Regions from separate parts of the Mus musculus genome. Here region 1 is linked to region 2. The links are chromatin loops, found by intact Hi-C in ENCODE. Cell type or tissue: left cerebral cortex. All regions are shown on one strand. Links, peaks and the distances in the headings refer to the core of each region. The heading gives the core; the rest is flanking DNA. Region 1 holds the start of Emx1 (empty spiracles homeobox 1). Region 2 has its middle 3.0 kb from the start of Gm5878.

Region 1 (5,372 bases), core at 161-5,160, 57 kb before region 2:
CCCAGGGGTAGAAGTGGAGAGGGTCCCGATGCTGGGCGCTGAAGAAAGAGTGAGGGGGTTGCAGCGAGGAGGAGCCCAGCTGGTGTGCCGGGTGCACCGTCAGAGCCGGGTGGTTCATGGCCTCTGGGAACACCAGCTCCGGCCCTCCATAGAGCGAGCGGCCGGCGCCCGCAGCGGCAGCGGCAGGGAAGCCACTCACGAAGGCCGTCTCGGCCGCACTGGGGTGAGGATAGTTGAGCGCCGTGGGCCTGAGCGGTTCCTCTGATGCGGCCACAGCCAGTGGATGGGAGCCCGCGCCCCCGCTGCCAGGACTCCCGCCGGTGCCACCATCCTTGGCCACCAAGGACTCTATGGTGAAACCCCGCTTAGCCGCGGGCTGGAACATCGTCGCGGCCGCCGAAGCGGAGTGAGGTAGCGGGGCTCTGGGGAACGCTCGGTGCCCCGGCGCTGCCGCCGTGCGGGGTGTGCACCAAGCCTGGCACATGCACTCACGCCCGCACCCTTCACCTCCCCCGCCCGCCCACCCGCCCGCGCTCGGCCCTTGCGGACCAGCCAGGAGCGGGGCGGCGAGGGGCGTGCGAGAGCCCTAACACCGAGTTGGGCCACTGCGCACCGCCTGGAGCGTGGTCCCCGCGGCCCAGCAGGCAGCTCCTCTCAAACGCCCGGGCGCGGGCTGCCTGTGCTACTGAGAGCCGCTTCAGCGGTCCTCCTGGATCTCTCCCTTACTAATCAAGCTGTGACCGACCACCGCCCGTGATCTTTCTAGCTCTGCCGGGCCAGGCCTGGGCTGCAGCTCTGCGAGGAGAGAGTTAGCGGGCACCTGCCCCGCGCTCCCCCATTGGCCACCGCTCACCTGCCCCAAGGTGGGGGGCGGGGCGGGGCGGGGCGATGGATGGCGGGTGGGGGAATACGGTCCCCAGTCGGAGGCAAAAGCCGGACTGGAGCATTGGTGCTTGATCTAGTGTCCTCCTCCTACCCTCCACTCTGCATCTTGATTTTCTGACTTGGTCCTTTAGCCTCCGCCACACTCTGCTCTGAGGGGGACATCTACAAAGCCTGGGCTTGAGGAAATATACCAAACCCTCTTCAAGCACGTACCTCAGTTGAACCCCCTCCCTTCGCCCTGGGATGTCGTTTCAGTTCTTAGAGAACTTGGATACAAGCTTAGGATGGGTGTTTGGGGTCCAGCCTAGATTCTCCAGAGAACCTGGTCTACGTTCGCCTAACCTAAGAGAGCTCTCCCCTCACCCACCATCAGCCTCCGGAGCTGTTTTCTGAAGCTGCGGTTATGTTTCTGAAATTTCACATTTTTATGGATTTGGGGAACAGTGCTTCAAACAGGATATGCATTCTTTTCTCAGGGGCCAGGTTCGCACTGTCCGGGGAGGAGCGACATAACCCATCACTCCGCAGCTCTCCCGCGGCAGTTCGCAAGGGTTCCAATGCAGCGGTTTTGCCAGCCTTCCCCCTCCCTCCCTCGCGCTGCGACCATCTCCCACTGGACCACGGGGCTTAAGCTCAGAGTGATTTCCTTTCCTTGGGCGTCAGTATTGGACGACAAGGCCAAAATGGGGTCTTTGGGTCACTGCATTCTAAATTGGAGCTGGCCTTGCTGTTCGCGTGGTTCTCCAGAGGACAGGCCAGTGGTCCTTGGGGGGAGGGGAGTGGCATCCTAGCTTCTTGGACGTGTGACCTGCGACCTGCGACCGCGGGCCAGTGTCCCAATCTGCTCAAGTTAGTTTCCAATGCAGGCACTAAGTCCGGAGGGCAAGAAGGCGGTTGACCATTAGAACCTGTACTCTGTAATCTATCTACCCCAACCTTCCAGGGTACTGTGGCCTAAGGGGTCTCTTGGTTAGGAGGTCCAGACCCAGTCAGTCCTTGGTCGCATATGGCGGGAGAGGAGGAGGGCGAAGATAATTTTCCTTTTTTGACGCTGCCCTGGTGAGTCCAACTGGCCACAGCAAAACCCAAACGCTTACCTCCTAGCTGGGCCTCCAGAACCCCGAAGGGCAGTGGGGTCTACACCCCCTACAACTATGGGGACTCCAGGCCAGGTCTTGCAGCGGCCCGCCGAAATGCCCGGAGCCTTGGTCTGGAGAAGCGCTCGGGGCGCCCTCGCTGCTACAAAGCGGGTTAAAGTCTATTTTCCACTCCACTGCTCCGAAAAGCCCCCGCAAGCCTGTACCATTCCGACCCCCGTGGGCGAGATGGGGAGGAGGCGGCGAGAGGGGGCTGAAAGAGGACCGCACCTTGCAGCCCTTCCCGTCCTGGGTGACCCAGGACCAGATACTTGGGTTTCCCACTCTTTACCAGATTCGCGCTACTCACCCTGTCTCACCCTGCCTTCTCCGGATCTCTGCAACTTCTTATGATGCTTTGCCAACTCCCCCAACCCGATACCTGACTCAGATCGTCCCTTTTCAACTCCTGCTTCCTCTGTCCACATAAGGATCAATCTTTCCCTCTTTTCCTTTGCCACATACTGGATGGCAGGGCGGGGTGGGGGTGTTGATCACTAAAGTGGCAGAGGTGGGCATCAGAAGAAGGTCTCCTTGGAGCAAGGTCTGGGCAGAAACGGAGTTTCCATTGAGTAAAACTGTCTAGGCTTAAGCTCTGGGGACAACCAAGTGTTGGGCTCTATGGGGGAGACAGAACAGGCCCCCTTTCTGGTCTGTGTGCTCTGAGTCCCACAGGTCATCCTCAGGCTCCTCCTTCTCCCCTCGTGTCTAGCCCGGGCAGTAGCTAAGAACCCCTTAAAGGAGGCGATCAGCTGGGAAGCTGCACTGTCTCCACCATCCCAGTCTCGCATCTAAAGAACCTGCTCGGCTCATCACTGCTCCTAGGCAGTCCTCCACCCACGCGCCTTCCTCCCTATTCCTCTCCAGAATTCCCTAATCCCCTCCTGTCAGGCTGCAGGCATTGATACCTGCCTGGTTTCCTGACCTCTGCTCCCCTTAGGGCCTCCTCTTCCTAGCTACTCCCCTGCAGCAGCTGGAGAAGTAGCCAAGGCTTCCATCCCTTACTGGATTCTGCATGGAAGTTCTGACCTTCACCCAGTTCTCTCTTCCTGCCCTCCACCCTGCTCTGCCCTCGCCCCCACAGCATGCACACCTCTCCTTCTACCACCATCCTTTACCAAAATACCCCCCACCCCACCCCCGCCACACACACACCTTTCACCTTCAGCCTGCTGCCCACTTTATCATCCTGTGGTCTCCCTTCCCATCCAAACTGTTGGGCTCTGCAGGAGAGGGAGGCCCATCACACACAGTAAGAGCTCCTACACTCCACACATCTGCCTGGCTGTGCCAGCTCATCCCACATCTGTCCAGCCTTTTCCCTCGATTTCTTCAGAGATCCTGGCACCTACTCTGCTGATCCAACCTGAACCATCTGGACCATTCTGTCTGTTTCTCTCTCCTCAGTCTCTGAGATGGCATGGACCAAATGCAGACTCTGTGTACTGGACCATGAGACTTGTTCAAGCATCCTGCCTCCAGTGCATAGCTTGTAAGTGACAAAGGTTCTATGGGAATTCTGCAGAAATTCAATCAATAACAGATACTGCCCAGGGACAACACCCATTCCATAGAAGCCCTGGAGAAAAACCACCTGGGAAGCAGCTACCCTCTTTGTTGGGATGCACTAAGGGAGCATCTTCAAGACTTCCCTTTAGCTTCAGGTGGTTGTGCAGTATCTAGCCAGGCCAGGTAATTTCTCCATCAGAGCCTTGGCTATGAGCGAAACTCCATGTAGTATCCTCACCTGTCCCCTCTCTCTTCTAGTTTTCATTTCTTCATTTCTTCTCCAACTGACTTCCTGTTCATGTCTCCCACCCTTCAAAATATTTTTCTATCATGTTTCCCTCTGTCTCTTGACTTTTCTTCTTAATCACCCACCATCATTTTTTCTTTCTGAAACAGGTAAGGTCTTACTCCAGAGACCTTGAACTCACTATTTAAACCAGGCTGCCCCAAAATTCAAAGTGAATCTCCTGCCTTTCTCTTTCCAGGAACTGGGATTTTAAGAATGTGTCATCACACCCAGCTGACCCTACAACTTTCTGAATTCTTTAGTCTCTGGCAAGTTCTCTCACTGCCTCTCTTCCCACATCCTCACAGTCACTTCTACCCAATCCCAGCAGAAAAGTGGTTTGCAAACCTCCGGAACTTTCATGAGCACTTCCTTGTAAGAGGGATACTTGCTTAAGACAATGACAGGCACAGCCTCTTGGAGTGATTGTGAAACTAAATGGGTTACAGTCTCCACATGGTAACCTCTGGCCAGTACTCAGCGCAGAGTAAACCCTCAATAAACGCTAGCTGCTTTCTAGAACTGTCTTCTCCAGGGTGGAAGCCAGGAGCCACATATACTAATTAGGTGGATAAATGTTGGTGGCCCTAATTGAAATGTTCTGAAAATGTAAACATGTAGCATGCTTGAGCACACATGTAAGAAGTCCATTAATGTAAAACAGTGGACATCATATTGGATGGTTGAGTACTGTACAGTCAGTAATTTTAAAATGTACAGATTTTATTAATTTTTTATATTAGTTGTACATCGTAAAGAATATATCTGGTTAAATGAAATTTTATTAAGATTTTTTTCTGTTTTCGTTTCCAGTTTTTTTGTTGTGGTCGGGACAAGATCTTATCAGCCCTGGCTAGTCTGGAACTCACAGAGGTTCATCTGCCCCTGCTACCACACCCAACCCTGTTTTCTTTTTAACTCCTTAATACGGTTTCTATAACACTTAAAATTCTGTGTATCATATTTTTTTTTCTATTGAACAGAGTTGCTACAAAAATAGATTTAAAAAGAAAAAGAAAAGAAATTTGGGAGAAGGCAAAATGGATTTAAAATATGTATTTATTTTATTGGTTTTTTTGAGACAGTTTTCATGAATTCCCAACTGGTCTTACTAATGTAGTAAAGGATGGCCTTGAGCTACACTCTGTCAAGTGAGCTGTGTTCCCAGCCCCAACCAGGAAAGTCTTAGAGCAGATCTGTAGATCCCTGCAGTTAGTTATATGGATTCCCTTTAAAAAAAATTAGAGGAGGAGGAAGAAGAGGAGGAGGAGGAGGAGGGAGAGGAGGAGGAGGAGGGAGAGAAGCTAGATGACCCACACAGGTAATCTCAGCACCCAGGAGGCTGAGGCCAAATAATCTCAAGTCCAGTCTCAGAGCAACAGGGGACTCACTTGTACAGTTTTATAACATGCTTCATCAAACTTTTCCAATCTAAAGCATATTTGGCTCTCATTAAATATTCACTATTGGACATTTTTATTCTTTATAAAGTTTCACAGGACTGAACTGTTTGTGTGTACATTGTGGGATCACACCCGTCCAAGTGTCTGTGCCTC
Region 2 (5,372 bases), core at 267-5,266:
CACCTCCAGCCATCTGTGCCCACAGAGATTTCTCCAACACTTAACAGTCAAGACAATTCCCACAGAGAGCTCAACCTTGTTTAGAGGATTTCTGAATTGAGGCTCTCAAGGGATTTTTTTTTCATTGTGGCAAATTGACATTGAAAACGATCAAAACTAGGGAAATAGAGATAGGAAGGTCCCCAGGGTTTGCTGGCCAAACCAGTCTAGAAAAATCAGTGAACACTAAGTTCAGAAAGACCCTGAATCAAACAATAAAGTGATGGCAAGGCCTCACTCCAGCACTTGAAAGTCAGGGGCCAGACAGATCTCAGTGAGTTTGAAGCTTTGTCTGCAGAGCAAATTCCAGACCAGCGAGGCTTACAGAGTAAGGCTATGTCTTAAATAAAACAAAACAAACTACAGTTCAGGCATGGTGGTGCACACCTTTGATTCCAATAGAGGCAAAGAGACCTCTGTGAGTTTGAGGACAGCCTGCTGTACAGAGCAACTTCTAGGACAGCCAGGACTGTTACACAGAGATCAAACATACACACACACACACACACACACACACACACACACACACACACACAATACAGTGAAGAGTAACTGAGAAAGGCATCCAAGACTGACCTCTGGCCTCCACACAAATGCAGTACTGGTGTGCACATTCAAACATGGGTGACTACAAGGTAGATAAGATGATAGTAGAATGACTGAGTGGGCTGAAAAGAGAATTAGACTAAGGAAAAGGACACAGTGATGGACATCTACTGTGATGGACACCATGAAGGAGCCGCACTCAGGGCAGTGGACTCACACTCGGGCCCTTTTGGAAGACGAGGGAAGGGGATTTCTAAGGATTTTTGAAAGACAGGGCACTTGCAAGTGTTTGAGGCTGCAGAGTCCTAAGACAACTATGACTGAAAATACACTTCTGGAAATTTACATAGAAAAGATGGACGTGCAATATGATATAGCTAGGGGCCTGAGTAAGAGGCAGCAGTACAGCTCAGTTGTAGAATACTTAACCTAGCATGCATAAGGCCTTGGGTTCCATCCTCAACACACACACACACACACACACAGAGGCAGAGGCACAGACACATGCAGGGGTGCCATCCCACAATGCACACACAAATAGTTCAATGAAACTTTATAAAGAATAAAAATTCCAGTAGTGAATATTTAATGAGAGTCAACTATGCTTTTGATTGATAGAAAAGTTTAAGGAAGAATGTTATAAAACTGTACAAGTACAAGTGAGTCTCCTTTCCTTCTGAGACTGGACTTGAAGTTGAGATTATCTTGCCCCAGCCTGCTGGATGCTGAGATTACATGTGTGGGTCATCTAGCTCTTCCTCCTCTTCCTCCTCTTCTTCCTCTTCCACTTCCTCCTCTTCCTCTTCCTCTTCTAATTTTTTTAAGGGAACCCATATAACTAACTGCAGGGATCTACAGATCTGCTCTAAGACTTTCCTGGTTGGGACTGGGAACACAGTTCGCTTGACAGAGTGTAGCTCAAGGCCATCCTTTACTACATTAGTAAGGCTAATATGGAATTCATGAGAACTTGCCTCATAAAATAAAAATAAATAATGTAAATTCATTTTCCCTTCTCCCAAGTTTCTTTACTTTTTATTTTAAAATCTATTCTCCGTAGCAACTCCGTTCTCTAGAAATGTAATATGACACACAGAACTTTAAGTGTTATAAAAGCTGAATTGAATATTTAAAAAGAAAACAGAGCTGGATGTGGTAGAAGAGGCAGATGAACCTCTGAGTTCCAGACTAGCCAGGGCTGCATAAGATCCTACCCCAACAACAACAAAAAAGGTTGAAAAGAAAACAGGAAAAAAACTTAGTAAATTTCACTTAACCAGATATGTTCATTTTAATGCACAACTAATATAGAAAATATTGAGATATTTTATATTTCAAAATTACTGTTTAATATACATCGCCCAATATGATGTATATTATTTTACATTGATGGACTTCTTGGCTGTGTGTTCAAGTATGGTACATATTTTCATTTTCAGAACATTTCAATTTTGGCCACCAAATTCACCTAATTAGTATATGTGACTACTGGATTCCACATTAGAGAAGATAGTCCTAGAAAGCAGCTAGCATTTATTGAAGGTTTACTATGTACTGAGCACTGCCCAGAGGTTACCATGTGGAGACTGTAACCCACTTAGTATTACAATAACTCCAAGAAGCTATGCCTGTCATTTTCTTTTTCTAAAAAGATTTATTTATTTATTATATGTAAGTACACTGTAGCTGTCTTCAGACACTCTAGAAGAGGGCATCAGATCTCTCATTATGGGTGGTTGTGAGCCACCATGTGGTTGCTGGGACTTGAACTCAGGACCTCTGGAAGAGCAGTCAGTGCTCTTTACTGCTGAGCCATCTCTCCAGCCTGTCATTTTCTTAAACACATATTGCCCTTGCAAGAATATGCTCATGAAAGTTTGAGAGGTTTGTAAACCACTTTTCTGCTGGGATTGGGTAGAAGTCTGACTGTGAGGATGTGGGGAGAGAGGAAGTGGTAGAATTGGCCAGAGACTAAATTATTCAGAAAGTTGGAGGGTCAGCTGGTTTGGCCACACATACTTAAAATCCCAGTTACCTGGAGACAGAGGCAGGAGATTTATTTTGAGTTTGGGGGCAGCCTGTGAGTTCCAGGTCTCTGGAGTGAGATCTTGCTTGTTTCAAGGAGAAAAAATGATGGTGGGTGATCAAGAAGAAAAGTCAAGCGACAGAGGGAAACATCACAGGGAAATCTCTGAAAGAGTGGGAGACATGAAGGGGAGTTTGGCTGGAGAAGAAATGAAGAAATGGGGAGACGAAAACTTGGGGGAGAGAGAGAGAGAAAGGGAGGGAGAGGGAGAGAGAGAGAGAGAGAGAGAGAGAGAGAGAGAGAGAGTGTGTCAAGGTGCTTGATCAAGTCTCATGGTCCAGTACACAGAGTCTGCATTTGGTCCATGCCATCTCAGAGACTGAGGGGAGAGAAACAGACAGAATGGTCCAGATGGTTCAGGTTGGATCAGCAGAGTAGGTGCCAGGATCTCTGAAGAAATCGAGGGAAAAGGCTGGACAGATGTGGGATGAGCTGGCACAGCCAGGCAGATGTGTGGAGTGTAGGAGCTCTTACTGTGTGTGATGGGCCTCCCTCTCCTGCAGAGCCCAACAGTTTGGATGGGAAGGGAAACCACAGGATGATAAAGTGGGCAGCAGGCTGAAGGTGAAAGGTGTGTGTGTGGCGGGGGTGGGGTGGGGGGTATTTTGGTAAAGGATGGTGGTAGAAGGAGAGGTGTGCATGCTGTGGGGGCGAGGGCAGAGCAGGGTGGAGGGCAGGAAGAGAGAACTGGGTGAAGGTCAGAACTTCCATGCAGAATCCAGTAAGGGATGGAAGCCTTGGCTACTTCTCCAGCTGCTGCAGGGGAGTAGCTAGGAAGAGGAGGCCCTAAGGGGAGCAGAGGTCAGGAAACCAGGCAGGTATCAATGCCTGCAGCCTGACAGGAGGGGTCTAGGGAATTCTGGAGAGGAATAGGGAGGAAGGCGCATGGGTGGAGAGCTGCCTAGGAGCAGTCAGGAGCCGAGCAGGTTCTTTAGATGCGAGACTGGGATGGTGGAGACAGTCCGGCTTCCCAGCTGATTGCCTCCTTTAAGGGGTTCTTAGCTACTGCCCGGGCTAGACACGAGGGGAGAAGGAGGAGACAGTCCGGCTTCCCAGCTGATCGCCTCCTTTAAGGGGTTCTTAGCTACTGCCCGGGCTAGACACGAGGGGAGAAGGAGGAGCCTGAGGATGACCTGTGGGACTCAGAGCACACAGACCAGCAAGGGGGCCTGTTCTGTCTCCCCCATAGAGCCCAACACTTGGTTGTCCCCAGAGCTTAAGCCTAGACAGTTTTACTTAATGGAAACTCCGTTTCTGCCCAGACCTTGCTCCAAGGAGACCTTCTTCTGATTCCCACCTCTGCCACTTTAGTGACCTAGCCCCCACCACGCAGGATGTAGCCAAGGAAAAGAGAGGATTCATCCTCATGTGGTCAGAGGCAGCAGTAAGTAAAAGGAGACAGTCAGAGACAGCTACAGGGTTCGGGAGTGGGGAAAGTTTCACAGGGGCAGCAGACATCCAGAGACAGGGCACAGAGTGCTGATCAGGTAGAAAGTGGGAAGCCCAGGGGCCAGCCCTAGGTAGTCCAGAATGAGAAGGGCTGGAAGGTGTGGTCCCCTTTCAGCCTCCTCTTGCCACCTCTTCCCTACCTCGCCCAAGGGTCCCCAGAATGGCACCTGCTTGCCGGGTGGGGGTTGGGGGTAGGTGGGGACTCTTCAGAGCAGTTGAATGGAAAATTAGACTTGAACCATCTTTGTACCTGCTAGGGCTCCCAGAGCTCTGAGGGTTCAAGGCTCCCAGCATTCCCACGGGCTGCTGCCAGGACCTGGCCTGGAGTCCTCAGAGTTGTAAAGGATGTAGACTCCACTGCCCTTCAGGGTTCAGGGGGCCCAGCTCTGAAGTGAGCACTCCGGGATGTGCTCTGGTTAGTCGGAATCACTTACGGGACAGCGACTAGAAAGCAGAATTCTTCTATGTCTCCTCCCTGTCATGGGCGAACAAGGACTTACTGGGTCAGGACCCCCTAACTCAGAGCCCTCTTAGCCCCAGCACCCTGGAAGGTTGGGGTAGAAAATTTGCAGAGTATAAGTTCTACTGTCAACAGCCCTTTTCTCCCCTTAATGCCTGCAAAAGAAACCTGAGCAGATTGGGGAAATGCCCTACAGTTCTAGGTAGCAGGAGGGTCGACCTGTTTGTTCCCAGGTCGCATGTCCAAGAGGCCAGGTTGCCTCTGCCAGCCATGGACCACTGGCCTGTCCTCTTAAGAGCCACGTGTACAACAAGGACAGCTCCAATTTAGGAAACAGTGACCCAAAGACCCTATTTTGGCCTTGTCATCGACTATTGCAGCGGGAGGAGAGGGGACCTGGCAGACCTGCTGCATTGGAGCACCATGAAATGCTGAGGGAGCGCTGTGGAGAGCTAGGTTCTGTGGCTCCTTCCCAGTGCAAACCTGGCCCCTGGGAAAAGAATGCACATCCTGTTTGAAGCAGTGTTCCCCTAAATATCCATTAAACGCGAAATTTCAGGAACAGCACCTCAGCTTCAGAATGGGATTCCAGAGGCAAAAGGTGGAGTAGCAGGCACCCTTAGGTTAGGTGAACGCCGACCAGATTCTCTGGAGAATCTAGGCTGGACTCCAAACAGCCTTCCTAAACTTGGATCCAAGTTCTCTAAGAACTGAGACATCCCAGGACGAAGGGAGGGGATCAACTACGGTTCACACTAGAAGAGTGGTTGATCTTTTTCCTCAAGCCCAGGC

The links. Hi-C counts contacts between places; a loop is a spot of excess contacts. Peaks named below come from ENCODE experiments on the same cell type or tissue, not always from the same donor. Only the 100,000 strongest peaks of a DNase experiment are listed, where the experiment ranks them.
Region 1: a loop joins it to region 2, with 13 times the contacts of the local background. A loop is called at or near these places in 4 of 42 quality-filtered maps.

Annotation. Positions count from the first base shown.
Region 1 is chr6:85,182,956-85,188,327 of GRCm38, reverse strand. It overlaps Emx1 (empty spiracles homeobox 1), which reads right to left and starts at 397. Exons shown (of 3, transcript NM_010131.2): 1 at 1-397. The coding sequence starts at 385. In left cerebral cortex, for the core only: no CTCF peak of the experiment used is centred there; DNase peaks (open chromatin) are centred at 401, 859, 2,133 and 2,317; H3K4me3 peaks cover 2,186 bases; H3K27ac peaks cover 704 bases.
Region 2 is chr6:85,126,392-85,131,763 of GRCm38, reverse strand. No RefSeq gene overlaps it. Among named protein-coding and RNA genes, the nearest start is that of Gm5878, 3.0 kb to the right of the region's middle. In left cerebral cortex, for the core only: no CTCF peak of the experiment used is centred there; no DNase peak of the experiment used is centred there.